Regions from separate parts of the Mus musculus genome. Here region 1 is linked to region 2. The links are chromatin loops, found by intact Hi-C in ENCODE. Cell type or tissue: gastrocnemius. All regions are shown on one strand.

Evidence for each region. A loop is a pair of places that touch in the nucleus more often than their neighbours do. Peaks named below come from ENCODE experiments on the same cell type or tissue, not always from the same donor. Only the 100,000 strongest peaks of a DNase experiment are listed, where the experiment ranks them.
Region 1: a loop joins it to region 2, with 2.3 times the contacts of the local background. A loop is called at or near these places in 26 of 42 quality-filtered maps.

What each region holds. Positions count from the first base shown.
Region 1 is chr16:93,939,685-93,944,684 of GRCm38, reverse strand. All of the region lies in intron 1 of Gm31012 (a long non-coding RNA gene), which reads right to left. It also overlaps a transcript of Cldn14 not described here. Among named protein-coding and RNA genes, the nearest start is that of Cldn14, 13 kb to the right of the region's middle. In gastrocnemius, no CTCF peak of the experiment used is centred here; a DNase peak (open chromatin) is centred at 2,303.
Region 2 is chr16:94,257,059-94,262,058 of GRCm38, reverse strand. The region is part of intron 5 of Hlcs (holocarboxylase synthetase (biotin- [propriony-Coenzyme A-carboxylase (ATP-hydrolysing)] ligase)); the gene reads left to right. Among named protein-coding and RNA genes, the nearest start is that of Hlcs, 31 kb to the left of the region's middle. In gastrocnemius, a CTCF peak has its summit at 3,124; DNase peaks (open chromatin) are centred at 611 and 3,120.

The DNA.
Region 1 (5,000 bases), 320 kb after region 2:
TGGTGTTCACAGACTGTTGCGTTGGGACACAGCCATATGCCAGGCACACTCTTCGTAATCCTTGCCAGGTTTCTCTGAGCAGTCAAACTATAGCAAGTAGATGTCAAGTAGATGTCAAGTAGATTACAACTGAACCTATCCTAGACCTTTGGGTTGGGAGAGATTACTTCAATATGAGGCTATCAGCCCAGACACACCATCCCATTTTAAGATGAGGGCGAGCTTTGAGGGCAATCTCTTTCCACACATATGTTGCCATTCCATCCTGCTGATAACACCGAGGATGGTCACCTCAGGTCTCCGTGTGGCTCCTACTTCTGAATCTACCCAGCTTCCTGAAGTAATGATAATAATAATAAATTACCATATGTAAGAGCAAAGGAGAGAGACACATGGGTTCCAGATGCACCCAGCAAGTCAGGGCGGATGCTCCCAGATGAGAGGAAACAGGCACAAGGAGAGGAGACCAAGATATGGAAAAGAAGCTAAAATTAGTTAGTAGCCTGCACGGGGGAGTTTTAAATCAATCATTCTAATTAATATTGATTATGGAAATAATGTTCTGGACTACTAAGAGATCTAGAACTGAATGGGGGGGACCAGGGCACCCACATATGCAATCTGCACAATAATACATGGCAGTAAGGAACTGAGATTTGGTGACACATGGCAGTAAGGGACTGAGATTTGGTGACACATGGCAGTAAGGGATTGAGATTTGGTGAATGTTTAGTAGGGACTTGGGTGGAGCCCTCTGCAAGATGGCAAATGTAGAGCTTCCAAATAGAACTGGGTATCACACACTGACGGGGTGCCCTGGCCACGCCTGCTCACATACAAAAGCAAAACCATAAACAATTGATGTTGGAGGTCCAGCCTGGATGCCTTTACCAAGCCTTGGTGTCTCCACCCACTGGGCTTGGAGGGTCCTCTCCAAGTGTCTCCCTGTGTCTCTACCATCTTCCCTACCTCTGCACAAGTTTGATCTCTTTTCTCTTCTCATCTGTACCCCATCACCCCAGTCTAATGTATCCAGAAAATACTGCTGCAAACAGATAAGAAAGAATCCCATGAAAACCTGGTTATTTCCCATCTGAGGGCACTGTGAGTCGCCTGGGTGATGGAGACTATATATGAGTCTTTAGAAAATGCTATCATTTTCTTCCAGCGGTCCTGAGTTCAATTCCCAGCAACCACATGGTGACTTACAACCATCTGTAATAGGATTGATGCCCTCTTATGGTGTGTCTGAAGACAGCTACAGCGGCAGTGTACTCACATACATTAAACCTTTAAAAGAAAGAGAGAGAGAGAGAGAGAGAGAGAGAGAGAGAGAGAGAATGAGAGAGAATATGCTGTCTTCCAGAACTTGTGGGGCCAGAAGAGGGAGCCAGAGGTACAAATGGTGGAGTCTGAAGTATATGACCTGAGTTTGTGGGGGTTTTTTGTTTTTTGTTTTTGAGGGTTTTTTGGTGGGTTTTTTGTTTTTGTTTTTGTTTTGTTTTGTTTGACAGGGTTTCTCTGTGTAGCCCTGGCTGTCCTGGAACTCATTTTGTAGACCAGGCTAGCCTCGAACTCAGAGATCTGCCTGCCTCTGCCTCCCGAGTCCTGGGATTAAAGGCGTGCGCCACCACGCCCAGTTTATGAGCTGAGTTTGTTTTGCTACTGTTTGCACGTGTGTATCAGGATGGCCTGCTAAGGACCAGGTTGTGAACACTTCCTAAAGAGCTAGCACACGTTTTACACCTGGCTCTTCGGACCAGTTCAAGGACTGGTCTGGCAACACAACCTCCGAGGAAGATTGAACACAGAGTTAAAGGTGTTAAGTGTCATAAAGGCTAAAATACACATGTGCACCAACCTCTCACAAATAAACTGGAAATTTTAAAAATAAAAGGAATGCTCTTAAGCAGGTAGGGCCAACCTGCTCAGCGTTACCAAGAAAGCCATGTCCCTACCCTGCCTTGTAACTAGTGGCCCCGGGACCTTTGGTGGGTGTTTCAGCAAGTACTTCCCCCATGTTGGATCACGAGGCCGTGTGCCTTGGGATTCAGCTGCTTGGAGTTTTGTTCCGGGGAGAGTTTCTTCACAGAATGCAGCAACTGACACTGGGTGATGGGTGAACTCCGGGCGCAATGGCTTCTGTCCTCTCCAAGCCTGTCTGTCAAAGAGAAGCAACCCAGGTGGGGGCCTTAAGCCCTGCCCTCCTAACTGGAGGCAACTGTTCCTGAGAGCTTAAGGTCTGGTCCGTTTCAGTTTCTCATGTCTCACCTCTCTAGGGGCTGCATGGCCCAGCGATCTGGACAAAGGCCAAGAAGCCAAAGACTGTTGAAGCCGCAGTCTCCACTCTTCTACTGACGCCAGCGACCACCCAGCCCAGCCAGGCCATATGGCCTCCTGCTTGCCTGATGTATGAGGTGGGTAGCAAGCTTTTCACCCAGAAGAGGACTCCGAGGGATTAATTACTTAAAATCCATAAACATGTATCATTATAATTCTTATTTCAGTTTCTACTCAAAGCTAAAGTGGCCAAAAGGAAAGAAAATGGAGAGCCAAGCTCCCTCTGAAGGCCTCTGAAGGCCTCTGAAGGCCTCTGCCTCTCTGGTATTTCCAGTCTGGTGGGGGACTCTCCCCAGAGTCCTGTGTTTGTTTGACAAAGGGCACATTTGAGGATGAGGAAGCAGAGAGCCCAGCTGAACCCCGGATGAAATTAGATTCTAGGTGTTTCCATGCCTTGCCCCAGCAGGCATGGACATCTCCAGTGAGGCCCAGGGGATGTGTTCAGGCAGCAGGGGTGACACATGTACTTTGGGGGGGGGGACAGGTGTTTTAGGGGACCGGGAAGCTGAGTTAGGATTTGTAAGGTGTCCATCTAAAGGCATTCATTCCCCTGTGGACATTTTCAGAGAGCAACAATTTTCTGTGTGAGGACAAATTAAACAGAGACCTTCCTTCCCTCCACTCCCTCATGAGGGCCCCTCATGAGGGCCCTCAGCAGATGCTTATCTTTGACTCCTCTCTACTCTGAGGCCAAAAACTACTCCCCTCCCCCACCCCTGAGGCTCACTCCAGCATCCCTGTGGTCAGCATGATCCATATGTCTATCCTATCCTTCACCCAATTCTACACAAAATAGACAAACGATCTCCTTCACTTTAAAGTCCCAAGGTACATTCCATCAGCAAGGCTTTCTCTGGGGGGGGGGGGCCCTCCCAAGGTGGCTGACATCCAGAAGTGCCCAACCTGTACAGGTGGGAACAGTAGGAACCCCTCCTATTTAGTCACTGAGAGTCAGGACACAAACAGTGAACACAGCAGCCGTGCCTAGGGCCAGGTTGAGGCAGGACACTACTGTGACATTGTATAAGCCCGAGGTTTTTAAATATTTGTTCAATATTTACTTAGATGAAAGGCCCTGTTCTCTAAATAAACAAATGGAGGGCTTAGCAGGAGGAAAGGCCCCAGGGCAGGTAGCTTCGCCCTCCCCCTGGTCTCCAGAGAACACTTCTCTGGCAAGAATCTGTCCCACCTCTCAGCCAAACAAAAACCTGCACAACTAATGTCGCCCACCTGCAGACAAGGCTTGCTCTGCAGCAGACCCAACAGAGGTCTAACCCTGACTCCAGGTGCTTTCGAATGCCACACTCCTTCCTGGCCCCTCCCCATCCCAAAGAGGTCACTACAGGACTAGACTATCCCATCGCCTCTTGCAGCTGGTTTAGACCCCTCAGCTGGCCCAGTCTGCCTAAAAGATGTGGCTGGGAGTGTACTGGGAGGCCCGTATGCCCGGCTGTTCTTGTAGGGGAAGGCGGTGTGGCTGCTCTGCTCCCACCAGATCTCTCGGGAGCCCCACAACACATTTGACAGGACATGACCTAGAAAGTGCATGAACGTTAGGAGGGATCAGTGGCTCCATCCTGTCTTCCTCCCTTGACACTGCCTTAGAGCTTCCCAGTCACCCCTCCAGCCTTCACAACGCTACTCTTGATATGAAAACCACCCCCTTCCTTAGCCACCCCGTAGCTTGCTGAACCTTGCCTTTGGCTTCTTCTATCATTTCCACAAAGGAAATTTGAACGTCATAGACGCTGGCTTTTGACATGTAGTAATATACTCTGCCTCTTTGGGCAAGAACTAGCACTGGACCACCTTTAACTCACAGCTGTAACTCAAAGCTGACCCTTAGAATCAGAAAGAAAGTTTAGAGTGGAGTATGGAAATGTATTCACAGAAACTTTTGGACTCTTGGAGGATCCGGGCTGAGAGTTCCAAAGTGGGCAAGAAAAGCTGCTTCCAGCTCTCACTGCCTGAGAACACTTAGTGTGAGGTGTGTATGTATGTATATGTGTGTGTGTGTCTATGTGTGTGTATGTGTTTATTCATATGTGTATGTATAAATTATATATAACGTTTAAGAAAACCATTCCTGAAACCAGTGGCATCATAATGAGCCACCACTGCGCAGGCTGGAGTTCATTAGGAGCCAGGTACATCTGTTTACAGTTAGGAGTCCTGTGGCTGCTAACACGCTCCCTCTCATGACACAGGGCCAGGTCAACAACAGACTCTTTTCCTCCTGTTTTGTTTCTATGTTGAAATTAAACACTCAGGCAGTTGCCCTGGGCTTTCTCCATGGAAGTTTTGGGCCCCTAACACACACCTATTTCCCTAACGTTGGAAGGCAGAGACCAATAGACCCATGAAGCCCACTGACCAGCTAGCTTAGCAGAATAGATGGGCTTCCAGTTCAGTGAGAGACCCTGCCTCAGAAACTAAGAAAGACTCCTGACATCGACCTCTGGTGGAGACACCCATATGAACACACCCATATGAACACATACATACACCAACATCCGTATGTACACACACATATCTATGCCACACACACACAAAGAAGGGAAATATTTTGTTGTGATATTGTTATCGGTATCAGTGATTATAACTTAGCATGTTGGAAGTTATTTTTCTTTGAAGAGCTGAACAAAATACGTATTTACTCC
Region 2 (5,000 bases):
CTGACATGTGTGTGCCTTGGTGCATGCTTACCCTGACTTTTATGAACACACACAGACGTGTATATGTACATAACACATCACACACATACAACACAGCACACACACACACACACACACACATCACACACATGCTAAAAAAAAAAAAATCCTGCCTCTCCTGAACATGCACGGACTATTTTTCTTGTCGTTACCTGAGCAATACCCAGTACAGCGTAGCAAGTATTCACACAGCGTTTGCAACATAGGACGTGTTTCTAGCCTCCTAGAGATTGCTTAAAGTCTATAGGAGGACATGCAGAGACCATGTGCCAATGCTGCGCTGTTCTGTATAAGACTTGAGATTCTGGCTTTTGGCGTCGGTGGGAAGGGGCGCAGGAACCAGTTCCCTGAGCATGACTGATGTGGATTCTGCCATCAGTTGGGATCGAAACCAGTTGTTTTGATCTGGGTTTTCCTCAGTAGGCGGGAAATCACTACTTCTGTGTGCTGATGTCTAGAAGGCTTTAGGTGTTATGTTTGCCACTCGTGTCTAAAAGGAAAACGGAAGTGTTGGCAGTGTTTCCGGAGTCCACCTCCCACCTGTATTCATCGCTGGTCTGTGAGGGATACCTGGTTTTGGGCAGCCTGCCAGATTCTCCAGGTGTGTGTTCCTACTAATCCCGTCGTGGTGACATGCTGTCAATTTCTTATTCATAGTGACAAATGATTTTGCAGAGCTCTTTCAGTTCTCAGCCAGCAGCAGGCCAGTCTGTGGGGTTAGTGATGTTAACATACAGCAAAAGCTCGGTGGCCAGGGGATGCCACACACCGAACCCACCTGCTTCGCTTGAAAAGAGCAAAATCCACCCTTCATGCCTGCACTGTGGAAAGGGGAGACGCTGCCTTCTGGGTTGGTTGCTGCCCCTGGGCGAGCTTGGTTTGTGTGGATCAGAGCTTGGCATTGTGTGGGTGCACCGTACTGACGGAGAGAGAGACAGATGACGATCCGAGAGGATTGTGTGAGGACCAAAGGAGGCAGCATGGGAGACTTGTGTAAGCACTGCAGTTTAAACGATAATGCAGCGAGTTAATGCAGCGATGGTTGGATTGTTAAGAGGTGTATTGGGTTAAGAAAACATGATGTGCTTAATAAGTTCCCGGAATCTAGGCTAAGAAATGGAAGGAAATGCTTCCAATTGAAAAATTAATATCAACACAGGATGCTCTTTTGTCCTTTAAAAACCATTCTTTTATTACATTTCATTATCTAATTTCTAAACATTTTTTTTTTTTTGAGGCAAGTTTTCACTGGCCCACACCGGCCTGGAACACACTCTGTAGCAGGGGCCACCTTTAAGCCTGCAGGGATCTTCCTGCCTCAGCAGATGTGAGCCACCAAGCCCGGCTCCGCAGTTCGCACCATTTCTAATGCATTAATCATATGGCTTTTGTTTGTGTCTTCATCATAGGAATTCCAACTCCAAGTTACTCATTGCTGTTTCATGTTCAGTTCATATGGCAAAACTTATGACTGTGATTTATGGCATAAAATTACCAAGTAGAGCCAGCAGTCCTCAGAGCTTTAGGTTCTTGTCCGTGTGGGCCAAGGCCACCTGTCTTCAGTGGAATATGACCGTCAGCCTCCTAGGCCCTCTCCTTCCTTCCTCTCCTGAGCATTGAGGATTGAACTGGAGATGGGGTTAAGTGTGTGATCCCTGCAAGCTTGCAGCCTGAGTGGTCAGAGGGCAACGCTGGCTGGCTTGCCCCTGGTCTGCTTGCCCTTTTCCCAGGCCTGACTGTAGGCCTTTTGACCACAGCAGAGAAATGAAGAGGAAAGATAGCCTTGGGTTTTCTTTTCCTGGGAAGGTTCTACTCTTTAGGTAGAACATGTACAGCTAAAATACCTAAGCTGCAGTTTTTTGCCTGAAGAGCAATGGGTATTTAGTCTCTCAGCTCTTGCACTGAGGAGGACACACTGTGGACAAGCTCTGGATGTCTTCGCAATGGGGCCTTACTTGGTGCCCTCAACATCTGCATAAAAAGCTGGATAGGTACAGCAGCCTGCCTGCAGTTGCAGCCTGTGGGGAGTGGAGGTGGGCCTCTCTGCAAGCTGACGAGCCAGATTGTCTAGCTCTGGGCTCAGCAAGAGACCCCGCCTCGGTACATACAGCGGTGAACAAATGAGAGGACGTGTGGCTTCTACACGTGACCACACACATGTTCTACACGTGTCCACACACATGTACACTCACTTGCACACATGTGTGTGCAGACACGCAGATAGAGTGAATTCGACTCTTTAAAATGTCCAGTGGCAGCCAGTGGCAGTGGGGGTGGCATTTGCTGGCTGGAGGAATGCTAGCTTACCCACTTACGATCCACGGGATGAAGTTCTTGTCAAAGGGGAAAGCCAATGTTTGCTCTGTCTAGCATACACATGTAGTCTTGGCAAGAATAGTTTTGAGATTCTTTCCGGGTCCCGGTCTCCCTCATGGACTTGAGGTCAGCTCTGAGGATGGTCATTCCTCCTGGCTGCTTCATTCTTACTGACTTCTGTTTCACGTTGAGAATTCAGGGCACTGAGCACACATGTGACCGTGGTGTGTCTTTGTTGATGTTATTTCTCAACGCTCTGATCAGAGGTCAGGGTTTTTTCCTTTTCTAGTACTGATCAAGTGTTGTGTTTTCTTGGAGCAAAAGTTCTCCAAACTATTTGAAAATAGAAACAGTAAGAGGTGGGTTTTTTTGGGCGGAGGGCGGGGGGCAGACAGAAGATTCGCCCTGCCCTTGTCCCGATGCTGAGGCTGCCACTTCAAGTTCCTGTGCAGCTCAGTTTATAAACCCAAGAGGCAATTTGATTTTCCTTCCTGCATCTGTGCACAGTAGGTCTCACTGACCTCTCTTCCTGCATCTGTGCACAGTAGGTCTCACTGACCTCTCTTCATACATCTGTGCACAGTAGGTCTCACTGACCTCTCTTCCTGCATCTGTGCACAGTAGGTCTCATTGACCTCTCTTGGATGAAAGGTACAGGAGGAGGATCCTGGCCTTTCCCATCCATTGGACCTGCCGCATGCCTTAGGAGTTTGTGCAGACTTCCTGCTTCCTGTAAAGCTCTCTGCTCATGGAAACCCACGCTCTCACCACATGATGTCGCTGCTGAGCTAGGCAACTTGAGTTACAAACCCCCTCTAACTGTAACTGTTCAGAAATTTAATTTATTCTCCATATATCAGTGTCACATAGTGTAATTTGGACATTTTCTACTATATTGGTGGCACTTTCTTTTGGGTCTGTAGAAGTCATTTCAATGCCACAGTTCATAAAATCCATCCATTCATTCAACATTTATTCAATATTAAGTCCCGTTCTAGTACAAGACGTGAAAGAACAAAATAAATAGAGAAATTATCTAAATACCTCCACTGAGGAGCAGCTGTGTTTACTCAGCGTTGAGCCCTGACGCTGCTCTTGACGGCAAGAAGCTCGCAAGATTTATGACATCCCCTCCACCCCATGTTTCTGTGTCACCCACCGTGATACAAAGAGAAACTGGGGACCCTTGGTGTCCGCTATTTGCTGAGAATTCCCTTCCTACCTGAACACCAAGACCTGCATTGGACCACCTTAGTAAAGCCCCACCATGGTGACTGGTGAGACCACTGGGAAGGCAGGGCAAAGCAGGGCTCTGCTGAGGGGCGGCTCCCTTGCCACGCTGCCTTCCTTCCGACATGGGTCTTTACATCTGATCCATCCTCCCAGGGACAGGTGGAAGGTCAGGCCTGCAGCTGAGGCCAGTATATTGAAAACCAACAACACCGCATGCTGTGTACCTGGGTCCACTAAAAGAAGACTGGAAGAGCCACGGTGTGTAGACATATGCACATGTATACGCACACACAATACACATACGTATACACACATGCACACACAAGCACATGCACACACATGTACACACAAAAACATATACACGTGTATACACATACGTATACACACATGCACACACAAGCACATGCACACACATGTACACACAAAAACATACACGTGTATACACATACACATATGCACGTGTACATGTATACACATACACATACATATACATATACATACATGCACAAACAAACATATACATACACAAACACATATACACACACAAACACACTTATATACAAACATACACACATGTACAAATGCATATATATGTGTGTGTGTATATATATATACATATACATATACATATACATATACATATATATATATATATATACATACATACATACATACACATTCTGGTGGTAAGCTTAATGTAATTTAATAACACTTCAAAGTTTTCTTTATATTTTTCAAAATTGTCTATGATAGATGTATGTTACTTTCATATTGAGCCAAGCTAGTTATTAATAAGTAAAAAAACAAGCTAGTGTGTCATCAACTTTGGAAGCCTCTCACATGTACTTAAAACCTGATTGTTTGGACTCTGACACTTGGTTGAAATTTGACATCTGACTTAATTATTGGGAGCAGTCATCCTCAATCTGGGTAGCAAATATCCTCCATATCAGATATTTATATTTTGATTCATGACAGTAGCAAAACTTCAGTTATAAAGCGGCATTGAGATAATTTTATGGTTGGGGGTCACCAGAGCATGAGGAACTATACTAAAGGGTCGCAGCATTGGGAGGGTTGGGAACCGCTGGTTTAGGGGGTGTAGCGTTGCCAGTGGGCTGTTTGACTCCTGTGAGTGGCATGTCACAGTCATGGCTGCCCGGCTTACTAGTGAGCTCCAGGGTTGGTGTGTGGGTGCCTCACTGGTGCTCACCCGTGTGAGCAGAAGGCGTTGCTGGACTAGTCACGACTGGAGCCCTGTTCCTGCTGGGGTGACCCAGAACCCTCCGCACTACTTCTCCATGAATAAACCCATACAGGGGCCAGCGAAGGTCAGGCTGACGGGCCGAACGCTTGATGTAAGATACATTATGGGCTAGCATTACATGGTGGCCTTCCTGTCAGCCCTCCAT